4 separate regions of the Homo sapiens genome follow, and regions 2, 3 and 4 are each linked to region 1. A link is a contact called in ENCODE Hi-C or POLR2A ChIA-PET data. All regions are on one chromosome and are shown on one strand. Each heading gives the region's core, a stretch centred on a gene start or an enhancer-like site at or near the end of the contact. The rest is flanking DNA. Distances are from core to core; before and after follow the strand shown. Region 1 holds the start of SF3B5 (splicing factor 3b subunit 5). Region 2 overlaps UTRN (utrophin). Region 3 overlaps PHACTR2 (phosphatase and actin regulator 2). Region 4 holds the start of PHACTR2 (phosphatase and actin regulator 2).

Region 1 (6,904 bases), core at 4,143-6,642:
GATCACTTGAGGCCAGGAGTTTGAGACCAGCCTGGTCCACATGGCAAAACCTGGTCTCTACTAAAAATACAAAAATTAGCCAAGAGTGGTGGTGGGTGCATGTAATCCCAGTTACTTGGGAGGCCAAGGCAGGAGAATTGCTTGAGAGATAGAAGTTGCAGTGAGCTGAGATCATGCCACGGCACTCCAGCCTGGATGACAGAGCGAGACTCCGTCTCAAAAAAAAAAAAAAAAAAAAAAAAAAAAAAAAAAAAAAAAGAGCTCCTGAAGATTAGTAAGAAAAATACAAACATCCAGTAGGAAATGGGCAAAGTATATGAATATGCAATTCACAGAAGCAGAAATATAATAGATCAATAAACAAAAAGATCTCCAGCCTCCCTATTTAATCAGCGATATGCAAATTAAAGCCAAATTGAAATTCCATTCCATCCAACAGATTTGAAAAATTAAAAAATATCTGACAGCGCCAAGTATTGAAAAGTATGTGGAGCCAAAGGAATTCTCATTCTGCTGGTGGAAGAACCAATTGGTACAATCACTTTGGAAAGCAATTTGGCAACATTTAGCAAAGCTGGAAGACACTCATCCCTAAGTCTCAACAATTTTATTCCTATGTATATGCCCTAGAGCAGGGGTCCACAACCCCTGGAACTGGGCCAAACAGCAGGAGGTGAGCAGTGAGCAAGCAAGCAAAGCTTCATCCGTATTTACAGACACTCCCCATCACTGGCACTACTGCCTGAGCTTCGCCTCCCGTCAGATAAGCAGTGGCATTAGATTCTCATAGGAGCTTGAACCCTATTGTGAACTATGCATGTGAGGGATCTAGGTGGTGCACTCCTTATAAGAATCTAATGCCTGATGATCTGAGGTGGAGCTGAGGTGTTTATTGCAGCTTGCACTGGGAAGCAGCTGCAAATATAGATTAACGTTAGCAGAGGTTTGACTACACAGAGACCATAATAAATCAATTGCTTCCAGACTCATATCAAAACCCTGTCAATGAGTGGTAAGTAGCAATTAAGCTGCATCTGGTGGCAGGCTTTATAGTGGCAAGTGAATTGATGTACTTCAGTTATACAGCTGCATCTGGTGGCAGGCTTTAAGTCACAATTCAACACTTATTTTAGTCTGTGGATGGCCCACCCATTATTTACCACTTCCATCCATGCTTCTTTCCAGCACTTGTCTCAGCCACTGTTTTGGTAAGCACACAAGCTAACCCCAGCCAAAATAAGTAAAAAACAAACATCACTAGAGAGCTTCTTTGAAAAAGGAGAAAGACCCAATGATGAGATAGAAGACTCTAAGACTGACAGTGAAAAGAAAGCTGCATTTAAAAGAAAACACCGAGGGTCCTACTTAAATTACTCTTTGCAACAAGTAATTCACATTCTCCAAGCTCATTTTGTAGAATACTTGGTAACTCTCTATCCACCGAAACTATGAAAGCCTCAAAACCGCTTTACCACATGGAGACCAAGCAACTTGCATTAAAAGACGAGGTTTTGGAGTTTTTCAAAAGAAAAAAACATGAACACAAACAGAAGCAATTATTGAAGGCCACTACCGCATCAAGTGTGTCTGTACTGAGAACATCAGTCAATGGCTAACCACATTGCTAAAGCTAAGAAGCCCTTTACTGTTGGTGAAGAGTTGATCCTCCCTGCTGCTAAGGACATCTGTTGTGAACTTTTAGGAGAGGCTGCAGTTCAAAAGAAGGCACACATTCCTCTTTGGCTAGCACCACAACTAGACAAACTGATGTAATAGCAGAGGATATTGAGGCATAATTGTTAGAGAGGATTAATAAGTCACCATGGTACACAATCCAGGTTGACGAGTCTACCAATCCTGACAACAAGGCAACAACGCTTGTTTTTGTGAATATATTTTCAGGAGGATGTGCAAGAGGCTATGTTATGTGTACTTTTGTTGCCAGCCAACACCACAGCTGCAGAACTATTCAAGTCTTTAAATGACTACAAATCAAGAAAACTGAATTGGTCATTTTGTGTTGGTATAAGCATGGGTGGAGCAACTGCCATGACTGGACAGCTTTCTGGTTTCACTACTTGGGTCAAAGAGGTTGCTTCTGAATGTGTCTGTGCACTGTGTCGTCCATGGGGAAATGCTGGCTAGCTGAAAAATGTCACCTGAACTTCACAACGTTTTGCAGGATGTGATTAAAATTATCAGCTATATTGAAGTACATGCCCTTAACTCACGTCTGTTTGCACAGCTCTGTGAGGAGATGGACACAGAGCGCATTCATCTTTCTTATACACAGAGGTGAGATGGCTTTCTAAAGGTAGATCACTGGCCAGAGTTTTTGAGTTAGGAGGGCTGCTACAGAGATTTCTTTTAGAAAAATAGTCACCACTGGAAGCACATTTCAGTGACACAGGATAGGTGGCAAAACTTGCTTACTTGTGTGACATATTCAACCTGCTCAGAGAATTCAATCTGTCACTTTAGAGGAGAACAACTGTGTTCAAGTTGGCAGATAAAGTGGCTGCATTCAAATCCAACTGGAATTATGGGGGTTACAAGTCAACACCGGGATTTTTGACATTTCAAACATTAGTAGAGATTTTGAAAGAGACTGAGCCAGGGCCTTCTTTCTCCCAGCCGGTGCATGATCACCTGTCTTACATTCAATAGAGTTTGGGCATTACTTCCCAATTACAAAAGACCTCTGAACTGGGAAGGAATGGATCTATGACGCATTTGTGAAAAAACCAGGTGAATCAACTTTGCCCGTGCTAGAAGATCAACTGCTTGAGACTGCAAATAATGGTGGCTTAAAAGTATGTTTGAGACAACTTCAAATCTCCGTATGTTCTGGATTAGAGTCAAGGTGGAATATCCTCAGATTGGCACCAAAGCACAGAAAAGTCTGCTTCCATTTCCAACATCCTATCTATGTGAATGAGGGTTTTCTGCAGTGATAGCAACCAAAACGAGATTACAGAGTAGACTGGACATAAGCAACATACTTTTGGTGTCACTATCCCCCATCACCCCCAGATGGGACTGTCTAGTTGCAAGAAAATAAGCTCAGGGCTCCCAATGATTCTACATTATGGTGAGTTGTACAATTATTTCATTATATGTTACAATGTAATAATAATAGAAATAAAGTGCACAATAAATGTAATGCACCTGAATCATCCCGAAACCATTGCCATAACCCCTGTCCGTGGAAAAATTGTCTTCCACGAAACCAGTCCCTGGTGCCAAAAAGGTTGAGGACCACTGCCCTGGAGAAACACCTTCACATGTATAAGAATATTTATTTCGGCATTGTTTCTAATAACAAAAATACGAAAATAAATGCCCATCATTGAGAGAGTGGACATGTTATGTTATACTAATTAAGTGACATACTGTATAGCAGTAAACAATGAACTAAAGTTACATAACATGTAACATGAATACTGACAAGGGCAAAAAGCAACTTTTATAACAATATAGACGGAGTGTTATTTATATAGAGCTTTAAAACTTGCATAACAAAAACAACTATTGTGCATGGATACACACTTTCAGCAATCAAAAAAACAGGCTCCATAGAAAAATGGCAAAATGTTAAGGTTTGATACATCTCCCACAAGTATGCCTGGCAAAATTCTTTACATTTTAGGAGTGAAACATTTGTTATAACGAAGTTTAAACAGCAGAATAAAATTATTTTCAAGTTATCTCCTTCCCAGTAAAGTTTTCCTTCTCTTCGGTTGTAATAATTTATCCATTTATCAAATTTTTGTTTTGGACTTTTTTTTTTTAAAAAAAGGATCTTTTTTTCAAGTAGCTTCTACCCATGTAAGGAAGTTATTAAACCAAACAGTAGGACATAAAGCAATAATAAGGAAGAGACGTATAACTTGCAAAGAGGAAAGAGAGTTTACATCTGTCTGGAGCAGCCAGAGAAAACTCTAAGGAGATGCATTTGAGCTGCCTTTAAAGGGAGATGCGTTCACCAAGGGAACAGACATTCCACGTAGAGGGAATAGCTTGTACAAGGAAATGGGGATGGACACAACAGGTAACATGGAGAAATACAGTTGTCCCTCAGTATTCGTGAGTGATTTGTTCCAGGACCCCCATGGATACCAAAACTAGAGGATGCTCAAGTCCCTGATATAAAACGGCTTGTATTTGCATATACGCACATCCTCCTGTATAGTTTGTCTCTAGATTATTTAACATACCTAATACAATGTAAATGCTATGTAAATAGTTGTTATACTGTATTGTTTAGGGAATAATAACCTTAAAAAGTCTGCATTTCGGTACAGACTGATATTTTCCCCCAATATTTTCAATCAGGTTGGTTGAATCCACAAAACCCACTGAATGGAAGAGCCAAGTAGGGTGAGGTGAGGCCTTGGAGGGAGGATATCAAAATAAGTGGCTAGAGAGGAAGGAGGAGCTTGAGGTGGAAGCCGGAATGTGTGGGAACTGGTGCTGTACTTGCTCACCAAGCACCCTGGTTAGAGCTGAAATAACTCTTTTATGCCACAAACTCCTAAGAGACATAGTTGGGACCAGAACTGGCGCCTGCTGACTTCTGGGTAATCCATCCCCGGTTGTGAAGGGACGGCCGTGCCGCCACGACGGCTCCGAAATACACCAAGAGTTTATTTTCGGGGCTGCTCGTAGTCCAGTCATTCTTGGGTTTCCCATTTCCTATCAGCCCCAAGCCACCCACGGATGCTCCCCACCTCCAGACATCGCCCTCCACTAGGTCCCCAGATCACTTTTAAAACGCGACCAGGGGCCGGGCGCGGTGGCTCACGCCTGTAATCCCAGCACTTTGGGAGTCCGAGGCGGGCGGATCACGAGGTCAGGGGTTCGAGACCAGTGAAACCCCGTCTTTACTAAAAATACAAAAAAACTAGCCGGGCGTGGTGGTGTGCAACTGTCATCCCAGCTACTCGGGAGGCTGAAGCAGGAGAATCGCGTGAACCCAGGAGGCGGAGGTTGCAGTGAGCCGAGATCGCGCCATTGCATTGCAGCCCGGGCAACAGTGCAAGACTCCGTCTTAAACAAACAAACAAACAAACAACAGAACGCGACCAGGAGTCCCGGAAGCCTGCGTGCACGAACTCCCAAGACCACAAGTCCCAGCATGCAACGCTCCTTGTTGGAAAAGGGCCTCCCTTAGCCACTAAGTGGACCATCATGCAACATTCTCTGATGGGGCGGGGATCTCCATGGAGGGGGGAGGCACACTTGTTGCGTCGCCTCAGCAACTCCAATTGCGTGACAGAATGTGCTTCCGCTTCCGCCTCTGAGCCCTATGAGCGAGAGTTACGCTACTTAGTCGTTGTGACGCCATTCTTCTGCGACGGCGCGGACCTGGAGCTTCCGCGCGGTGGCTTCACTCTCCTGTAAAACGCTAGAGCGGCGAGTTGTTACCTGCGTCCTCTGACCTGAGAGCGAAGGGGAAAGCGGCGAGATGACTGACCGCTACACCATCCATAGCCAGCTGGAGCACCTGCAGTCCAAGTACATCGGCACGGGCCACGCCGACACCACCAAGTGGGAGTGGCTGGTGAACCAACACCGCGACTCGTACTGCTCCTACATGGGCCACTTCGACCTTCTCAACTACTTCGCCATTGCGGAGAATGAGAGCAAAGCGCGAGTCCGCTTCAACTTGATGGAAAAGATGCTTCAGCCTTGTGGACCGCCAGCCGACAAGCCCGAGGAGAACTGAGACTCTGCCTTACCACCGCAGTGCGGGGCACCTCTCCCAGCGTTTCTCCGGTTTGCCAATCCTCTTAAGTATTCCTGTCTCCAAAGGACCGGCTCTCCATGGCTCCTGCGCCTCGTGCTTTCCGCGTACAGAAGTGCTTGCCCGGGGAGTCCCGCCTGACCTGCCTTCATGTGGACCCTTAGAACAGCACTGGGAGACCAGCAGGACTCCTGAGAACTGTGCTGGTGGAGAGGTCCTAGAGCCGGCGAGCGTTTGAGAAGAGGGCATGGCGCTGGAGTGAGATGGGATTTGGCGTCTCGTTTTTGGCTAATTGATTGTCATTGGCTTTTTCCATAAAGTTTAGAAATCGTTCAGTCTCTTGGTGTGAACTTTCTGTGTTAGGGTGGAAGGCTCCGGAAAGAGCTGAGCGGGAAGTGGGTTTGGGTGAGGGAGCGCATGCCAGTGTCCATGGCCAGGCACTTAGATCCGCCGTGTCTACCTTTATAATTAATTCCCCGACTGCCACTTTTCCCAAGAGCGTTATTTTCAGGCCCACAATGCCTTCAGTATTGAAATTTGTGGTTATTGTATCCCATCTTCTTTTTCTCCTGTTTTAAAACTCTTTGCAGTCTTTGCTGTCATTGTCCTCCCTAGCCTCTTTAAAATGCATCCTTTTTTTTTTCTTGGGAATTTGTGGCCATGTCTCCAGAAATGACAAGCTGGCAAGCGAGTTCATCCATTCTACATTCAACAAATATTTGTTGAGCTCTATGTGACAGGCATTTTCCCGTGTTCTTGGGGCTTACATTATGCTGGTGGTGGAGAAAGGAGGTCAAACACTAGATGTAATAAGCAAATGTTAGAAGATGCTGCGGGGAGGGGAGAACAATGTATGTGGTGCGGGTGGGAGTAGCTGGTAGGGCTGTAATCTTAAATATGATGCACAAGTTACTGAGATGGTGACATTTGAGCAAAGACTTCAGGAAAATGAGGGAAATGGCCATGCGGAAAACTGGAGAAATTGCTTTCCATGAAGAGGGAACTGCCAGTGCAATGGTACTAACGCTGGGAGTATGTATGGTTTATTGGAGGAACTTCAAAGAGGCAAGCATGGCTGGAGGGAGTGAGTAAGGGGAAAAGTAGAGGGACAGGTAATGGAGGGGAAAACAGAGTAGAGTCTTGTAGGACAATATATGA
Region 2 (5,994 bases), core at 1,027-3,526, 460 kb before region 1:
TAAAGAAAATGTGGTACCTATATACCGAGGAATATTATGCAGCCATAAAAAGGAATGAGATCATGTCCTTTGCTGGGACATGGATGGAACTGGAAGCCATTATCCACCGCAAACTAATGCAGGAACAGAAAACCAAACACCGCATGTTCTCACTTATAAATGTGAGCTCAACAATGAGAACACATGGACCCAGGGAGGGGAACAACACACTGGGGCCTGTAGGAAGGGGGCAGGAGAAGGGAGAGCATCAGGATATATAGCTAATGAATGCTGGACTTACTACCTAGGTAATGGGTTGATAGATGCAGCAAACCACCACATTTACCTATGTCATAAACCTGCATGTCCTGCACATGTATCCTGGAACATAAAATAAAATAAAATAAAATATTTTTTTAAATAAATAATTGTGTCTTTTTAAATTCCGTATCTTTTCTTCCCAGGATGGTTGGACTTTTGCTTTGGCAGAAAATGCTTAATTGCAAGGTAAATTCAGCAACTGTGATAATTCTGCAAACCAAGGAAACTGCATTTTTTAAGAAATTTCATCTGTTAATAAAATTTTAGAATATCTATACTGCACTCAGAAAAGCAGACAAAGAAGTATTTTATCATTAATTAAAGTAGAAAGAGTTAGAAATGACTATGGACAAACAACTGATAATGACTCAACCTTCTGCTAATTTAACCCCAGAAAGTACTGTGCATTTGACTAAAGGAAGTGGACTTATCAGAAAGACATTATATGAAAGAGCATATGATGACACTTTGGGCATCTTTTTCTTAAGCATATACTACCTACCAAGAACTTTTACACATAACTTTTGATATCACAATAACCCCACATATTAGACATGTTCTCCACTTTAGAATCAAGGAAATGGTGACTCGGTGAGTTGAAATAACTTCCTATAGGTTAGCACAGAAGGCAAGTGCCTAAGATGGGCTTTTAACCAAGGATTGCCCCATATACCTTACACTCAGTGCTTTCTGTTCTGCCTGTACAAACCTAGAAATACCTTAACATAGGCAAGGTAAAATGCGATAAGGACAAGGAGAAAAACACAGAGTAATTAGTGATTTCTAAGAAACTATTTATAGCACACAGTTATACTGTCTCATTTCCTTTACAATACTTCAGTGTAGATAACTATGTGTGTATATACATGAGTGTGCATATATATACATACCTGTATATACATGCATGTGCAAACACGTCTATACACACAGTTATATGTGTGTGTATATGTGTGTGTATAAACACACACATATATGTGTATGTATATATACATGTGTGTTACACAGGTGTGTATACGTGTGTGTGTGTATGTATATATATATATATATATATATATATATATATATATATATATATATATATATATAATGTTATTTTTGCCCTGGAGTGCCAAAATATATACAGCTAAAATAGCATTTTAGACCCAAATCAGGCATCCACACTGACTGTGCTATAAACACATTTCAACAATCACTATCTCAACTGGCACTAGAAAATTTGTTAATTAGCATTAAGAGATGGAAGGAAAAAAAGTGATAAGTAAAAAAAGTAGTGGTCAGGATATATAGATTAGTTAGAAACATTAGAGACAGGCCTACTTTTCAAAGAATCCAAAAAATCAGGATTCAGTTGCGTTTCAGAAGTAATATTATTTTTGAACATTAGAAAACTAATATTATGAAAGTAACTATATTAATTACTACCCCTGAACAGGGTCTGGGGAAGCAATCAAACACATTAATATTTCTGCAGCAAGGAAAAAGGCTATTCATACTAACCAGAATAAATAAAGACTTTAATAAAGAGCTGCATGGTAATTCAAAGATTTCTGTTATCAAAGCTGTTTTTAGATTTTGGCATTGTAGATAAGGGATTGTGGACTTATAATTGTGAATAGCTAAATTATTTAGGCTAACTGCAATTCATACAAAACATTTCCTTTGAAAGCTGATATTGAACTTCACACATTATGCTGCACAGTATTCCATGTGCAAATATAACAACCCTTCACCCCTCCAGAATTTGGCTGACAATGATGTATATAAAGAACAGGCTGGAAGATAAGAGGGCAGCCATGGTAAAAAGGCCTCTCAGCAGCCATTAGACGGGGTGTGATGGCCACGTACTGGAGTGCATTACATTATGCATAAAAAAGGCCCCGTATCTTTCATCTGATATGGCTTCTAAACTCAACACAGATAAGAATCAGTAAGCGGAATTACAGACAGAACTGAGAGGCGGGTACACAAAGCAGTCACCAAGAATGTCAGCAACGGCTGACAGTCTGATTCAAAGAACAAAAATGAAACTGTTTTTAGAGACAATAAGAGCCTGGCTTGCCAGTCAAGCTTGAATTCCAATCCCAACTCTGCCATTATAAGCTGTGTAGTCTTGAGTAATTCCTTAACTTCTCTGTACTTCAGTTTATTCATTAACATAGGACTGATGAAAATGCTACCTCTCTCCTGCAGTTGTTGTGAAGATTAAATGAAATGATGTGTGTGAAGAGGTCAGTACAGTGCCTGACAATGAGACGACACTCAAAATTTATACGCACAAAACAAAGCCCCAAATCTCACAAAGTATAGCAGCCTGAATAAATTTACTGCCAATTCTTCAGAACTCACAGCATGAAGAGCATTACCATTTAGTATAGAAAAATATCATCCTGACTGTGTTGCATGACTTTGAACATGTCACTTAACTTCTCTGAGCCTGAGAATATTAGATTAGACCATGTATTCTCAACACAGGTAATAAATGGTTATTTCTTTTCAGGGGGAGGGTGAAAAAATGTATTCTTTTTATGTATAAAGCACAACCATACAGTACACAGTATATCATGGTATTAAAATTTCATGGGAAGATGAGTCTACACAGGCTCCTTAGGGAAGCGATAATGTAAAGAAAGGTTGAGAAACACTGGTTCAGAAGAACTCTAAGGTCACTCGTATCCATTAAAGTTCCTTAATTCTATCTTTGCAACAATACTACCAAGAATTCAGAAAAAAGTTAAATATACATTCACAAGCTTTAAGAAGGCAAAGAAAGATTTATATATTCTACAAAGATGTCCATTTAAAATAGTTAAAAATTGTAAAGTTCACTGGGTTTAAAAGAGAAAACTCTCTTTACATATAGAAGCCCTAGTTATCATTCACGAAGGGATCCTATGAGCCAGTTTTGCTCTGTTTTCCCTGTTTTATAGATAACAATATATCTAAATCATGTCTAAATATTAATATAATTACTTATTTCCACCCCCCGGAAAATGCAGAGAGAAAACACAATAAGGACAACCACTTGTAACTACAAAGAAACTGGAACATTGTAATTGTCTTAGCTATGATAAACGAAAAATCACCTTGCAATATAATTCATTTTTAATTGCCTCTTCCATCTAATCCAACTACTGCTGTAGGCTGTCTTAAAATATTTACAAAGTAAAAGCAAAAAAAAAAAATAAGAAGAAGAATTGGAGGTGCTAAATAAAGCAGGCCACACATTCCTAACGGATAAATTTTTTGTTAAGTTTACAAGGAAAACAAAGTCCTAACTCTTATACATGGAATTTTTGGAAACACAAAGACAGAGCATATTTAAGGACTATATCTCTTTTTTTTATGTTAGCTATATTATGCAAATAATTTTTATTCATCGTACTTACTGTAATACGTATATGTTTTCATCCACAGTTCCTGCAACATAACTCCCATAACACTTGTTATAGCCTTTTGTTCTAATATTGGGGTGCCTCAGGGCTCAGAAGCAGGCCTCAGAAAACAATCTCTCTCTGTGACCTTCTCCTGCCCTTTCACCTCCTTCTTTCTCTCCTGAAGGCAGGAGTCTTCCCCTACCTTTCTGTCTTGGAGATGGCCATAAAGAAATTCTCTAACCTGCTTTGTCTGATTGTAGGTCTTTTCTTTTTTTTAATTATTATTATTATACTTTAAGTTTTAGGGTACATGTGCACAACGTGCAGGTTTGTTACATATGTATACATGTGCCATGTCGGTGTGCTGCACCCATTGACTCACATTTAACATTAGGTATATCTCCTAATGCTATCTCTTAAGGTTAAAGCTGTTTTTAATTCACCTTCTTCCCTGCCTGAGTTATGATATCCTTACTAAATCCAAATAACCTATTATAATAAAAGAGAAAAGTTGTAGTAAAATGTTAGAAAGACCAATATTATAGCCACTCTGCTTTAACCACTTGTGAAGTTTTGTCTTTGCTAACCCAGTCTTATTTTCTCCAGTATCCAAGGTATATCTAACAACACATTCAACCTCACATTGTGCCATCATAACCCTCTTCTTTGAGTTTTCAGAGCTTCAGAGATTGTAACTAAAAATAACACTCTGGAAGTGTATAAAACGTATCCATGTCAAAATGTTATTAAATGCTTAGCCATACTTTATTAGCAGGAATATATCAGGAATATAAAGTGCTCTAATACCCATTTTATTCACGTCAAAATAGATGTGTTTTGATACCAAATTGGTTTTAAGACAGTTGCATTTTAATAAAGATGTGCGTAATTTCACCTAGACACAGGCATTCCCAGTACTATATGCATGATGTAAACATCTTTTTTTACTAATGATGAATATAAATATGCAGTCTTAAAGAGATGCTAATCACTGTTTATAGTTTCTCAAATTCTAGGTGTTCAAGTGATTCAAGTGACAGAAAATTCTCTTGTAAACACATATTCTATTTTGGGCTGTTCCAAATACTCTGACTAGACAAAGTAATGGGAAAAAAGATAGTAAATTAACTAAAATCCTAAATGCACATAGATTATTTCAGGGATCTAGTGTTGGATCCATGTGTGTCTGGTCCTCAACTTAGGATGCCCCACCCAAATAGCACGCTATTCCAATTACCTTTAGGGATACCATTACCCTGATGCATCTGTAAACACCTGCACTCCTTACCATCAGAAGACTACAAAGTGTATTCTAGATAATACTGAGAGCGTAAGACAATCAGAACACATAATCATTGGCAAGGTTTAGGCTGATTTAAAAAAATAAAATAAAAAACTCCATTGTAAAAATTCAAAAACATATTGTATAAGCATACATTCTGTACTAAGTATGATAATACTAACTCAGAACATCACAGTATAAAAATACATAATAATAAAATGTACTTGTAGTAGCCACATGTTTGGCAGGTTTCCACGAGAAAGCCAAAGCCATCAAATTCTCAACTTGACAATATACATTTACCTGCCAGGGCCTTAGACTTACCTTTGTTTGAGATTGATCCATGATGTTTTTAAGTACTCTGTGGTTTCTTTCACATTCCTTGTGTCATCACTCCCATATTCCTCCAGGAGTTTCTGCAGGACGTTATCGAACGCCATGACGATACCATCTCCAGGACCCAGTTCTTGAAGCAGTATCTGAGGTGCAAGTGCAGGTCTGTTTGTTAGACTTGGTCACTCAGTAATTAGTATAATCAAAACAATGGTACTCCCAGCAGATTTTGACATGCTTTAGATACAGATATCACAGGATGAAAACAGACTGGGGGCAAACCCTTTTGTTATATGTAAGCTTAAACCAAAATTAGTAGAAGTGAAAAGAAACATGTCCAAGAAAGTGATCGAGTACATAGATGACAATATTACAAGATTATTATCATTTTCTTTTTGAGATATTTTCCTTCCTCAAACCATTTGTCTTTTTCATTCCTTCTGCTGTACCTCTCTGATCCTTACACGGACATGCGTCATAAAGGACTGAATACAGAGACAGTTCCTGCATACATGCCTGGAGAAACGTGAAGAATCAACAACATGGACGTCTTCCATCTCTTGCCCCTGGATCACAAGGTGTGTTTACAAAGATAACCACTTGAATGGATCAAGCTGCCAAGCAAGGTTTACTGAGAGTTTGCTTGAATAGCCAAACTGATGCTGAATTTGTCCACTGGCATTGGTTCTTTGACATAGTTTTTCA
Region 3 (6,706 bases), core at 1,659-4,158, 290 kb after region 1:
CCTCATCTCTACTAAAAAAACAAACAAACAAACAAACAAAAAAACAAAAAATACCCCCACAAAAACAAAATGACCCTTACTTCTCCCTGTACTCCAATTTTATTGTGCTTCTTCATATAGAGTACAACAGAACAGAAAGAACCTCTTTTAGTATAAATATTTATTTTTCATAAAATGAGAACTTCCATAAAAATGTACTTTTAAAATTTGATTCCTTTTGACTGTAATTTGTTCTTTATATCATGCTATCAAATGAAGATAAGGCTATCAGATACTCCAACTTCTAGGAAAACTATGCAGAAGCAAAACTATCCCGAATGATAATGTATGGGTTGAGTGCAGTCACTGCAGCTCAGGGATCAGGACCCAACTGCACCAAGCACTCTATCTTCCCAGTTGCCCGGAGGCCCCAGCCAGCATGATGTCACTCAAAATATTCCACCTTTTAATAATCAACTTTACTTCAGAAGAGCAACTACAGGTGTCACATTTTAGCATACATTTTTCCCGACCCTAGAAGTGGAAGGGAGAAAAGAGGGGGACAAAAATGTCTGGCTTGATAGGGACATGTTGTTGGTCTCAGAGTAGATTATGATAGAATAAAGCCCTCAAATAGATAAAAATCCATTCAGGATGTTGGAACGCTCTACATGTATATAAAAACAAATGATATAGGAGGAAATAAAAAAATAAAGAAGAAGTACATTCAGCTCTTGGTGTCTGCAGGGGATTCATTCCAGGACCCCTTCAGATACCAAAATCCATGGATTCCTCAAGTCCCTGATAGAAAATGGTGTAGAATTTACATACAACCTACACCCATCCTCTTGTATACTTTAAATAATCTTTAGATTACTTATACTACCTAATACAATGTAAATGCTGTATAAATAGCTATTATACAGTATCGTTTTATGCTCTGTGTTATTTTTATTGTTGTGGTGTTATTTTATATTTGTTTTAAAAAATATTTTGGGCTGGGTGTGGTGGCTTATGCCTGTAATCCCAGCATTCTGAGAGGCTGAGGTGGGCGGATCACTCTAGGTTAGGAGTTTGAGACCAGCTGGACCAACATGGTGAAACCCTGTCTCTGCTATTAATACAAAAATTAGCCAGGTATGGTGGCACATGCCTGTAATCCCAGCTACTTGGAGGCTGACACAGGAGAATCGCTTGAACCCGGGAGGTGGAGGTTGCAGTAAGCTGAGATTGCATCACTGCACCCCAGCCTGGGTGACAGAGCAAGACTCTGTCTCAAAAAAAAAAAAAAAAAAAATTTTGGATTGTGGTCAGTTGACTCCACAGATGGGGAACCCATAGATATGGAAGGCCAACTGTAACCCTGAAAGAAAGGGGAGTTTCTCTGGCACACAAGACAGTAAGATAGGAAGAAAAGCTGTGGAGCAAGTCTATGATAACAAACCTCACTCCTCCCCCATCAATTTCAGGGAAGTTTGCTGTTAAAGTTGGAGGTTATACAGCAACTTCCTTTATATTGTGACATGCTCCCAGCACACAGTACCATCATCACCGGGACTGCAGGAACAGTGGCACCAGGATGTATGGCTGTAGCTTAGGGGATCAATATTTGTTACCGGGTTAGGTAACCTGTGAAAGAAACCGAAAGGGACTGAGGGAAAAATGGTAAGATGATAGCGATCTCCTTCGTCACCAGTAAAATCAGGATTCCCATCCTAAAGTTACATCTTCTGAAAAGTCAGCTTCAATCCTGTGTTATGTCTATTGTGAAACCAAAGTGTTATGTATGTGCCCACACTGACTCTCGCCAGCATCTATTCTGGGCATACAACTTCAACTAAGTCTGTTCAAGAGCAGAATAAATGATGTCTTCAGACCCAGAAAAAAACGAAGAAAGGAACCAAAATGTAGCCCCATGGAATGATTCAGACTTCCTTGAAAGAAAAGATTTAATTTTAGAAATTCTTATTCAGCATGATTAGTTTTAGTGTTCTTGAAGGAGATAGCTGAGTTTATTATGAAATTCTAGAAATTTACAATCTTATCTAGTCATATCTTTAAAACTGTCACATTGACTATTAGGTTCTTAAAAGCCAACAAGGATGAATGTGAGAGAAGCGGAAATGTTCATAAGATGGTTTTAAGCTAAACTGTTTAAAAACATTTTTTAATTGTGATGAAATATACCTATCATAAAATTTACCATTGTAAGCAATTTCTTTTTTTAACCAACTCAACATGGGATCACATCTTAAGCATTTTCAATTTCTAAGCTGCATTTTGTCACCTACCTTGTAAACTGTCGACTCTCTTCATGAACTTCCATTTCTGTGCTTTTAAATTCATTTAGTTCTTTCCTTATTGCTGCCTAAACAGGAAAAAAAATAGATAAACAGAACTGTTATTTAGGTCATATATTGCCCCAGTATATACAGCATCAATGAAGCAGACCTTTTTTTTTTTTTTAAGAGATAGAGTCTCGCTCTGTCATCCAAGCTGGAGTGGAGTGGCGAGATCATGGCTCATTGCAGCCTCAAACTCCTGGGCTCAAGTGATCCTCCCAACTCAGCATTCCCAGTAGCTCGGATTACAGGTGTGCGCCACCATGCTCAGCTAATTTTTAAATTTTTTTTGGTAGAGACACAGTCTCAAGATGTTGCCCAGGCTGATCTCGAACTTCTAGGCTCAAGTGATCCTCTCACCTCAGTTTCTCAAAGTGCTGAAATTACAGGCATGAGCCACCATACTGAGCTTAGACATTCTTTTAAGGTGTAATAAATATAATATCATACTATAGCCAAACTAAAACCATGATAGACTTCCTTCAAGTGCCATTGGCAAGAGGGAGTGGGAGCGGGCCTTTGCTAAACTCATCCTTGAGTCTGGTCTATGAGTCACACGGAACATCCCCCACCCACGATGACCACAAGGAAAGTGCAGGTCATGACATTTTCTGAGAAGCAATACCATTTTCCTATGGAAAGTTCTACATAGAATATTGCCTACAACAACATGGCTTTGACTAGCTGCCAGAGAGCTACAGAGAAAGCAGTTGCTTATATATTCTTTAATATTGGAAGTTTATAGAAATAGAACTTATAATTTCAGCATAATCCTTAAAGCTACCCAAAGAAAATATCAAATAGAATGCATTGCTATTTAAAGAACACATAATCCGTGTCACGTAATTTTTGGTATTTGAGGGGATGCTTACGCCATTCAGACTGAAATGTTAACATTAGTTATCTGTTAACAAATAGTGGCAGGATTACAGATGGTTCGTGGTTTCAAATTTTTGCTTATTTTTATTTCCTAACTTCTCTATAAAGAATGTTTTACTCATGTTTTTAAAAAGGTGCTAATAAAAACACCCCTGTAACCTCTAGGCAAAATGGACTCTTCAGCCAAAACTAAGAATGATAAGTCACAGGGAGTGACTTCACTGGGAGATAAAAAGTCTTCTTTGTGGTTGGAAAATAATACATTTTAGGAAAGGGAACAGACAGAAAAAAAGCCCTGAGGCCTGTCTCTAGCTCTCTCTCATAACTAACCATCATTCTGCAATACACGAGCCTTTCCCTCAACACTCCTTTCAATGCTATATTTAAGTCCATGTCACAGATTGTCTCTTCTCCCCAGATATATTCCTCAGCCCCTGTAGTTTCTATGGAGAACCTGTGACTAGGAACTGTGACAATAATGCTTGCTACTGACTTTTGGAAATGAAGAAGCAAGCAGAGAAATATGTGTGAGCCTGAGTCCTCTGTGACATGGCTGTCCAGTTTGTCTCACTAGTCCGATCAACAGTGAGGATACTTTTGCTTACTGCAAAAAGTGATGCCTAGAACCAGAAGGAGAAAGAGTGAGGCTGCTCTATACCACTCGCCAATTAACATCTATAAAACGTTCTTCCTTGAAAGGAGGTTTTTTTTTTTTTTTTTTTTTGAGACGGAGTTTCACTCTTGTCACCCAGGCTGGAGTGCAGTGGTACGATCTTGGCTCACTGCAACCTCCGCCTCCCAGGTTCAAGTGATTCTCCTGCCTCAGCCTCCCGAGCAGCTGGGATTACATGCATGCACCACCGTGCCTGGCTAATTTTTTGTATTTTTAGTAGAGACGAGGTTTCACCATGTTGGCCAGGCTGGTCTCAAACTCCTGACTTTGTGATCCGCCCGCCTCGGCCTCCCAAAATGCTGGGATTACAGGCATGAGCCACCGTGCCCGGCCGAAAGGAGGTATTTTAATTTGAATAGTGGCAGAGAATCCTGTCTTGATGTTCATTTTAAATTTCTTCTCCAAATGTAAGGTTTCAGCAGAGGAAGTGAAAAGCGGTCCACTGGGAGTCAGAAGGCAGGGATTCTAGTCTTGGCTATGCCCTCATTAGCAGTGTGACCCTTAGTGAGTCACTTCACTCCAAACCCCAATTTTCTTATCTGGAAAACCAGGAGGAAATTCTTCACAATATCATGAGAATTAATCAAGAGCATATTTGAAAGTGCTTTGTACACTGTAGAGTCAATAAAATGTCATTATTATGAGCCTCTTGAAAAACAAATTATTCTAGTTTGTGATTGGGATTCACAATTCTTTCACTTTTATTTATGAAGAGTCCACTGGAATGGAAGAAGATAATGCCACCGAAGTTGACTTAACCATGAATAAGATAAAGTCCTTATTTGCAATAGTAGGTTGGCTACTACTGATCTAAGAGTATGGCAAAAATCAATGAAAGCATTCTGTGAGCATCAACTGAGATATGGAATTTACAAAACATTACAATTGTAAATTGTGTGCTATAGATCCATCATATTGATACAATTTATAATTCACTGATGACCATATACATATGCATAAGAGAGACAGTTTACTATTTACAGGCATATCCTACTGGCTCATCTGCAATGTGACTTTGCTATTCCCCCATCAAGAGGTGAAGTCTGTCTCTCCAGCCTTGACTCTGGGTGAGTCCTGTAACCACTTTCAACAAATGCACACAGTAGAGGTGATACGTGCCAGTCTGATGTGGCCCTTAACTGGCCTGGCACCTTTTGCTTCTTGCTACTTTAAAGCCAGCTGCCATGTAAAAAAAAGTGACTACTCTCAGAAAACCATGCTGTGAGAAACCCAAGATACAGGGAAAGGCCCTGGAGGTTAAGATGCTGGGTAGATAGAGAGAGAGAGGCCAAGGAGCAAAAGGCACCGACGGTTAGTGAAGAAGCTGTCTTGGAAGTGAATTATCTAACCCAGCATCTCACCTGATGCCACAGGGATCCCAAACAAACTGCTGGGCCGAGCCCTTCCCAAATTCATAACTCAGAATTGAGAGCAAAATAAATAGCTGTTTTAAAAGCCACTAAATTCTGGGGTGGTTTGTTAAAAAGCAGTTGATAACCTGAAAACTATTCCAAGGCTTTTACCTTACAGCTGATGCAATGGAGGCCTAGAGAGGTCACATGACTTGCTAGAGAGAGATGCGCATTAACCCTTTTCCTGTTTGCCCTGAGAATATTTGCCTGGCAACACTAACGGCTGCAGTTGTTTACCTCAGGATAAGTTTGTCATGAAATATCTTGCTTTTATTTTCGCAACGCTCTAGTATATCGACTTTGGAAACAAAAGACATCATTCTATTTATAGCATTATGGTTTTAGTAGTGGTATTCCTATTTACAAAATACAGTATTTCTCTATTGCTGAAAATGTCAAATCCTAGAAAACACAGCCTTTCTATGTGTGATGTTAACATCATTCTCAAACAGTTGTTGGCCAAAAAATCGTTCGATGAATCTGATTTTTCCAAAATAGATGATTTTGATGTTCTATTTAGAAACAACTCCAAGAACAGTTTTTATATTCATTTATTTATTTTTATTTATTTGAGACAGGGTCTCACTGTGTCATTCAGGTTGGAGTGCAGTGGCGTGATCTCAGCTCACTGCAACCTCTGCCTCCTGGGTTCAAACAATTCTCCCACCTCAGCCTCCTGAGTGGCTGGGCCTACAGGTGTGCGCCATCATGCCTGGCTAATTTTTTGTATCTTTTGTGGAGATGGATTTCGCAATGTTGGCCAGGCTGGTCTCAAACTCCTAGGCTCAAGCAATCTCCCCACTTCGGCCTCCCAAAGTGCTGGAACTACAGGCGTGAGCCACTGCAATCGGCCTCTATTTTATTTTCACATTGAAAATCTGTCAGATTTGCTTCAGCCTCAAAGAGCGTGTTTATGTAAAATTAAATCAGCACTGGCAGCGAGGTGCACTTTCTTTCTCTAAACAGGATGAGGGTTAAATGACAAACATGGGGCTCATACACAAGCCTTTTAACCTCACATCCTACAGTCTTTCCATTAATATGAGCTTCTGGGCCCCTGTCATCAGGAAAATTGCTTCAGATCTGCATGTTGTGTGTGCTGGCTTACAATTAGAAATGATGAGTCAGTTATGTGAATGATATGGCAATGGAAGTGATGTGAAATTGTAAGGACTAGTTGTTTGAAAAAAATATACCAGAAAGATGTGACTACAGGCAATTAAAGAAATAGAATGCTTATTTTTAAAATTCACTGAAGATTGATCATAGTTTTATTACAAGAGCTACTTCCTCTTGGAATAAAGAGAAAGATTTCCTGAGAGAGTTTAAAACAGGAAAAAAAGTAAATCAGACACTTTAGACAAATACATGTATAATAAACTTAACTCTCTTCTTTGCAAAGGAGACCAGGTTTTAGGCCT
Region 4 (6,850 bases), core at 181-2,680, 420 kb after region 1:
GGTCTTTGATTTCAGAGCTGTAGCCATGTCATTAATGGTAAAGAAGGTATATTCTGATTCTGATGTCTCTTCTTTGCAGAAGGGTCTTCTGTGGTATTAACAGAAACCTCAGCAAAGCTTGTGGTATCTCAGGGAGTGAAGCTGTGCTACCTAAAGAAACCCACTGGGTATAAAGTGGGGTGGGGGGTTGGAATGACAGAATGCTATCTAGCTAGACATCCTGAGGCAGATTAAAAAACCTTCCTCTGTACCCTGTCATTTCCTTTCAGCAAGATCCTGTTGATGTTTGCACAATTTAAAAAGTGTATCAAATATCTCAATGAGTAACATAAACGGTCCCTTCGAGTATTATTTATTTTTAATCGTTGATGGAAAAATATCAAAATAGTACCTTTTAAATTTATTTCCTTATCCAATCACAAGTAACACCACCAAACAGTTTTTTTTTTTTTTATCCCTACACTGTCGGGGAAATGCCAGACGTACCTTCCTTCCCTCTTTTTGTTTAAGAAAATGGAAAAAAGAAACTTTTAAAACAGAGCATTAGAACTCAGACACGTTACACACGTCTCCATAAAACTAACTTTAGTCCTGGAGAACTAAGTTCATGAGATATGTTTCCCTAAATGTTATAGCTGCTGTATCTACTATAAACAAAACAAGTCTCATTTGAAACAATTACGCATTTCGGGGCTAGTTATTAAGTATTCAGCGTCTGCCAGGATAAGGCGATCAGCGCTTCTACTCCGAATAACAAACCATAAATCAGTTGACAAGCTTGAAAGCATTCAGTCCTAGTCTGTTCGGAAGCCAAGCGTAAATACAGAAAAACCTGTTGGCATGTTTCTCTTGCTCTCTAAGTTTCGCGTTTTTAAAAACACTGTAATACGCAAATGGCGTTTCCCGTAAGTTTCTGGCTCCGAAATAATTTGGATAAAAAACCACAGCGAGGCATCGCGCACAGAAAAATGGAGCCTGTGCCTTTAAGGTAAAATCGGCTGGATCCCAAAAGGCATTCCTCTTTCACGACAAAGAGTTTGGCGAGCGCTACCTCTGGGGTTTCTCCGAGGGACTTGGCGGGTCCGAGCGGAACCCGACCAGACGACTAACCCTGCCTGCCCCGGGGCCCCGCCGCCAGCCCTGCGCCCGCGCGGCGGGAGCGCATCGCGTGCGCCCCGGACTCACCGCTGCCGGGCTGCGGGGACAGCGTGGACACCGAGGTCTGGCCCATGACTGGGGTCGCAGGGCCAGGTCCAGCGATCAAGCGGCTCCTTTGGTCCTTCGATCATGGGTCCGCTCCCAGCCAGACTTCCAGGCGTTCATGTCCCGGCCTGTGCCGAGCGGCCCGCCGGGTCCCCTCACCTTCTACCCCGCGCGGGTCTCCCAGCCCGGCCGGCCGCAGCCGGCGCGGCGGATCCTGCCCAGCGGATGCCTGTCATTCCTCTATGCAGATTAGCTGGGGTCAGGGGTCACGGGGGAAGAAGGGGGGTGAGGGCGATAGGGAGGGGAGGAGGGGGAAGCGGGGGGAGGGCGCAGGAGCAGGGGGTGGGGGAAGCCCCCAGCCGGCCCCGCCGCACCCGCACCCCCTCAGGGTGGTAGGGAGTTCAGGCTTTCAGACTACTCCTCTTTGACTTAAAAGGTTCAAAGTCAAATGATCCTTACGGGCTACAAGAAAAGGAATTAAAGTATTTAGTCACGGTACTTAATTTAACAAAATTTGTTTCTTAAAAGTTATTTCCTTCCTTACATTCTATTTGCAGTATTGTGGCACTCTCATGTCTTGTGCCCATTTTTTTCTCGTTTTAAAAATTATCTTCCTTTTAACAAATATAATTTTTTAAAAACGGCACTAATGGCCTCAATCAGGCTTGACAACAAATCTAAATGGTAGGTCTACGTGTGAGATCAACAAAATATACTTTTTGCTGTCTCCCACCTAAAACTCTGGAGTGCTGACCTCTCCTTTATTTCAAAAGAATTACTGTGAAATAAAGTGATTAAAATACACAAAAGGGGAAAAAAACTATAACAAACTTGAAAGGTGAATTAAACCCTTCTATAATATCCTGTTAAATCTCAATCTTCTTAAAAATATGAATACAAATAAATATTCTTCATATTTACAGTTAATGATTAATTAGTATAAGTAATCTTCATGCTATATATATATAATGTGTGTATATATATATACAGTATATGGAACATCTGTATATGGTGCATTAGATTGGATGGTGGTTACTGGATGTGTTCATTTTATGAAAATTCATTGAGATGTCTGTAATGATGTGTGCACTTTGCTGAAGGCATATATTTCATTAAAATGTAAAAAATATCAGAAAGTGCAATATATTTAGGTCATTTACCACAGCTTTCATTTTTTAATTTATCCTAGACAATCAACTCTGAACTAACATGAAAATCATTTTTTTCTAAAATTTTTATTATTAAGATCGTGCAGAGCCTTGTTTGATTTTTTTGAAAGGCACTTACTTGTCTGTTTTGTCATGGTTAATTAAGTTGCCCTATGTTTTTTCACACCCAAATAGCCCACCCACCACTGTGAGGAAGATCTTTTCCCTAAAAAAGTGTGATCCATTGTCTTCTTCCCTTTGCCTAATTCACTCTTAAGAAACACTGATTTTTTTTTTTTTAATGAAATTGAGGATTTAACCAAAATGTGAGTTCTAATTAGGACAATAAAATTAATCCTAACTACATTTCCTTATAAATACAAAAATGTGTTTTGGAAACACATCCCACCTGGGGCGCTAAGCGATGAGAGTAAGCAATTATAATGGCTGGCTCCTCCAGCTCTTTGCTTTGAGTTGCCGTAAGAAAAAAACAAACAAACAAAAGTGGTTAAAGGTAAGTTAAGAGGGAGAATGTTTCACTCTTCCTTTTGACAGTCTTTCTGATAAAGGGAGGTCACTGATCAGAGGAAATATACAGTACCTTTTGCACATTCAAAATATGTAACTGTAATAATTTTTAAATACTGATAAAAGTTAAACTTTAAGGTTGCTATCATTTCTTCTTTTCCTTGAGAAACAATAGCATATTTCTATTACTTCTATAAATTCTTATTTCAAAGATCAAGGAGGTGCACTATAGTTCCAGTTTTTCAGGAATTGCTTAATACAGCTATATTTACCTTATTCAAGACCTTTCATGATTTGCTAGTTAATATAATCTTCAGCCTCATCTGGGATTCCTATAATACCCTAACCAGGTTATGCAATTTTCTCTGAAACTCTTCCAGTTCCATTACATTATCCTTGAAGCATGTCAACCAAAACTGCAGGAAGTGTGCACTAAGTTTTCTTTCTAAGAGTGGGACAGTTCTTGTTCTTGGTTTCTAGAGCTTCTGATGGAACTTGGCATTTAAGTGGCCTTTTTATCACAGCTAACAAGTTATACTAATGAACATAGAAAACGTCTACAGAAATCTCTAAATTTCATTTCTAGGTTGTAACGCAAAGGTTAGATATTATCACCTAACAAGAGAATTTTAAGATAATTTTCCCCCAAATTGCCTTACTCTTGCCTTATTAGAACTCACACAGTTTTACTAAGAGTTCTGGGTGTTAATCCCATGGGTTTATAGTTTAACTCTGGAAACATTTAATGTCATCTGAAAGGCATGGACATTTCTCTGTATACTACCTCTCTCTAGGGAATTTATTAAAATGCTAAACAGGATTAGACCCAATACCTAACTCTGAGGAAGCTATCTATTTATAATTCTTCAGCATTTATCCCATTGGTCCCACCCTTTGTTCTCTATTTCTAAACCAATCTCTTATCCAGTGATATCTTGGTAAATGCTTAACTGGTTTGGGCTGGGGGTGAGGAGGCAGGAGGGGGCCTCAGACTGCTTTGTTTACTGTGATGTAAATACTCCTACAATAACCTATTCTACAGGCCTTCAACCAGCTAGCAAAACTGATATCAAACAGCTTGCAAAATTCCTTGAAATGTAACAATTTGGCCCACCAGCCTGTGTGAACTGCCTTCAGCACACCGCTACTTTTCTCTGTTATAATAATGCCGCATCATATCATACCATGGCTGAGTTTGAGGAATAGCTTCTATTTAGCCTTCCTAAAAATATAGACTAATGGCATCTACTGATTTTTTCCATGGAACACTCTAAATATTTTTCAAGCTCTGAAAGAACTACTGTGATTTATTCATTTATTTCCAGAAAGAAACTAAAGAAAGTGAATTAGTGAGATAGAATTTCCCCTTCTGAAAGCCAGTGTGCCTTTATGACACAAAGTTGTACTTATCAGGTTTTCAAGCATTCTACCCTGTAACACAGACTTCACTGGCTTGTCTGATGTGGGAAGTCTTAGACTCACCCACCTGGGGTACCCAAAGTGACACTTGCACTCCTCCTGGATGGAAGCCACTATATCTATTAGGTTAAAGTTAAAGCGGACAAAAGCCTAAACATTGGCAATCTGGACCATTTGTGAGAAAGTTCTTTTCTAGGTCAAAGTCCAAATGGCAGACATACAACTTGGTGCCTTTAGAGAAGATGGTTTACAATTACTACAGTCACCACTACCAAATCCTATAACTTAGGTTACTGCCAGATTTTTCTAGGCAGCCAAATCTAGCCTGGAGCAGGAAGAAGAAGGAACCTTCCTCAGAACACAAATGCCATGAATACTAATCCTGGAGGTCTCTGCCTTGTCCAGATGCTGCCAGCTGTGTGAGGATTCATTTTGAGACACCAGATGTTAGGGGTGGAGGAATTATGATGGGAGGGAAGGGTTAGGCAGAGTCCCAAGAGATGAGATGGTTGATCAGAACAGCAGTGACCTGGGAGGCAACAGTGGTTGATAGTGGCCATATACAAGCAGATGAAGATTACATTAATTTACACCCTTATTTCTAGATTTGACCATAGACACCCTGTGAATTAGTGACATTTCCTTGGCTAATGGGAATTGTAGCAATAGAAAAATTATTTCTTAATGGGAAGGAAATGAATGAAAACTTAGCAGTTTTCCTAATAGTATACTAAAAACGATATGCAAAAGTTGTTTTAACTATTTGGGTAGTTTTTACTAGAAGATCTTCTGGTTTTTAAAAACTTTGTATGTCTTCAAAACTTGGCTACATTTTGTAAGAGTCAGCTTACTTAGAAAAATATAAAAAGCAAATGGGAGCTTTACTAGATAATATAAACTCAGTGAAAACTCTGTATATGTAACTAATGTTTACTTTGTAAAATGTTACTCTATGGTAAAGTTGCAACTAAATGGCTACTATATCTTAGATTTTAACAATTCTGAGAGATGCTGGTTTGAACAGGATAATGCTAACAGATAAAGGAAAACTTTTGTTAAGGAAAGAATTACAACTTTGCATATTCTAGTTATATTAAGCATCAGTAGAAGACCACATTCCACAAGTATTAGAACAGGAAACAAACCTGAAAGACAGGCTTTTCTTTCCTATTGTTCTCATATTTTCATGTGATTTATTTCCTGAGTTTTCCTTCTTCTGCTTGCTCAAGCTAAAAGGATTAACAAAATACCTTGCCTCTGCCTCACCCTGCGTGAGTCTCTGCAGAGGCGGGGTGTGGCTCACGTGTGCTTGCTTAGTGAGTGAGCCCCACAGTTGGAAGATTTATGCTGGAAAATAAAGACCTCAAGGGGTGGTGCTGGAATTTCCTTTTCCAAAGACATTCTCCCTACCCTGGGAGGAAAAGCGTCTGTAATTTTGCTCTACTTCATTTCATAAGCAAAACAAAGTACTCATCCATAGTATTAAAACTCTAAAAACTGCTATAAAATGAATAATCTTTAATTTATTGACCAAAATCTAAAGAGAACAGTCCTTAAAGACATCTTTTATATGACTGCCCAATTTACACAAAATAATTGCTTCCAGTAAGGCCCAAATCTTTGTTTTGTTAACCATCACATCCATCCCTAGAAACTAACAAAATTTGCCTGGCAAATAGAGGGTACTGAATACATAGATGATAAATTAAAAATAAGCATTTATGTTATCTCCTTAATGGTAACTTCCAAGTATGGACAAAAAAAAAAATCTGGGAATACATGTAAAATTTTGGTAATAATATAGAATGTTGACTCCATAGCAAGAGAATATCGAGTCTGTCTGTGACTGTAAATTTTCTTTTGTATGCCCCTCTGAAATAATCATCTACTCATTCACCTAGAATTGACTGAGGACTTCCCATGGGCGTGGTACCTCTAGCACATGGGCATAAGGATAAGTGAGGTATGGACTCTCCTGTGGCGGAGGTCATAGTATGGGTACGGTGGAGGGTGGGTGTTGCAGCCTACAAATACATGATCCTAACAGTGGAGGAAGAGAAGTTTGTTCCTCCAGCTGGGAGTGGTGACTCATGCCTGTAATCCCAGCACTTTGGGAGGCCGAGGTGGGCGGATCACCTGAGGTCAGGAGCTTGAGACCAGCCTGGCCAACATGGTGAAACCCTGTCTCTACTAAAAATACAAAAATTAGCCAGGCGTGGTGGTGCACTCCTGTAATCTCAGCTACTTGGGAGGCTGAGGCCGGAGAATCACTTGAACCTGGGAGGCGGAGGTTGCAATGAGCTGAGGTTGAGCCATTGCATTCCAGCCTGGGCAACAGAGTGAGACTCTGTCTCAAAAAGAAATAAATAAATAAAAATAAAAATAAAAAAGAAGAAGTTTGTTCCTCCAAGTGCTAGGGATGCCCAGTAGGTTAGTACAGAGAAGGCTCTGAACTTTAGCAAATTACTAAATCCACATTTTTGCCACACAGAGGTGCTCATTCATTCTGAAGGTGCCCTAAGATTGTGAAGTGCTTCCTGAATTAAAGAAAG

What was found. A loop is a pair of places that touch in the nucleus more often than their neighbours do. ChIA-PET counts read pairs that join two places held with the same protein, here RNA polymerase II (POLR2A). Pooled maps may share reads with other maps.
Region 2: a map of Caco-2 shows a loop between it and region 1 (3-fold over the local background). The contact joins the enhancer-like site here to the promoter of SF3B5 in region 1. A Hi-C loop is called at or near these places in 2 of 168 maps with a recorded cell type or tissue (Caco-2 and IMR-90), 2 of 37 single-sample maps with no recorded cell type and 6 of 50 pooled maps. POLR2A ChIA-PET finds 5 or more read pairs at or near these places in 1 of 52 experiments (OCI-LY7).
Region 3: a pooled map shows a loop between it and region 1 (10-fold over the local background). The contact joins the enhancer-like site here to the promoter of SF3B5 in region 1. A Hi-C loop is called at or near these places in 5 of 50 pooled maps. POLR2A ChIA-PET finds 5 or more read pairs at or near these places in 3 of 52 experiments (AG04450, PC-9 and WTC11).
Region 4: a map of ascending aorta shows a loop between it and region 1 (5-fold over the local background). The contact joins the promoter of PHACTR2 here to the promoter of SF3B5 in region 1. A Hi-C loop is called at or near these places in 2 of 168 maps with a recorded cell type or tissue (ascending aorta and mucosa of descending colon) and 7 of 50 pooled maps.

The regions. Positions count from the first base shown.
Region 1 is chr6:144,094,061-144,100,964 of GRCh38, reverse strand. SF3B5 (splicing factor 3b subunit 5) reads left to right here and starts at 5,392. Exons shown (of 1, transcript NM_031287.3): 1 at 5,392-6,081. The coding sequence starts at 5,468. The coding sequence ends at 5,728. RefSeq lists an enhancer at 4,943-5,642.
Region 2 is chr6:144,556,598-144,562,591 of GRCh38, reverse strand. UTRN (utrophin) reads right to left here. Exons shown (of 75, transcript NM_007124.3): 50 at 5,281-5,435. Among named protein-coding and RNA genes, the nearest start is that of SNORA98, 150 kb to the right of the region's middle. Within about 2 kb of position 2,276, at least 5 of the 41 ENCODE cell types and tissues checked have a DNase peak (open chromatin) inside an H3K27ac peak, as active enhancers do.
Region 3 is chr6:143,802,698-143,809,403 of GRCh38, reverse strand. PHACTR2 (phosphatase and actin regulator 2) reads right to left here. Exons shown (of 13, transcript NM_001100164.2): 12 at 2,271-2,347. Among named protein-coding and RNA genes, the nearest start is that of LTV1, 37 kb to the left of the region's middle. Within about 2 kb of position 2,908, at least 4 of the 41 ENCODE cell types and tissues checked have a DNase peak (open chromatin) inside an H3K27ac peak, as active enhancers do.
Region 4 is chr6:143,672,545-143,679,394 of GRCh38, reverse strand. It overlaps PHACTR2 (phosphatase and actin regulator 2), which reads right to left and starts at 1,430. Exons shown (of 13, transcript NM_001100164.2): 1 at 1,186-1,430. The coding sequence starts at 1,231. RefSeq lists a silencer at 1,189-1,488 and an enhancer at 1,238-2,086.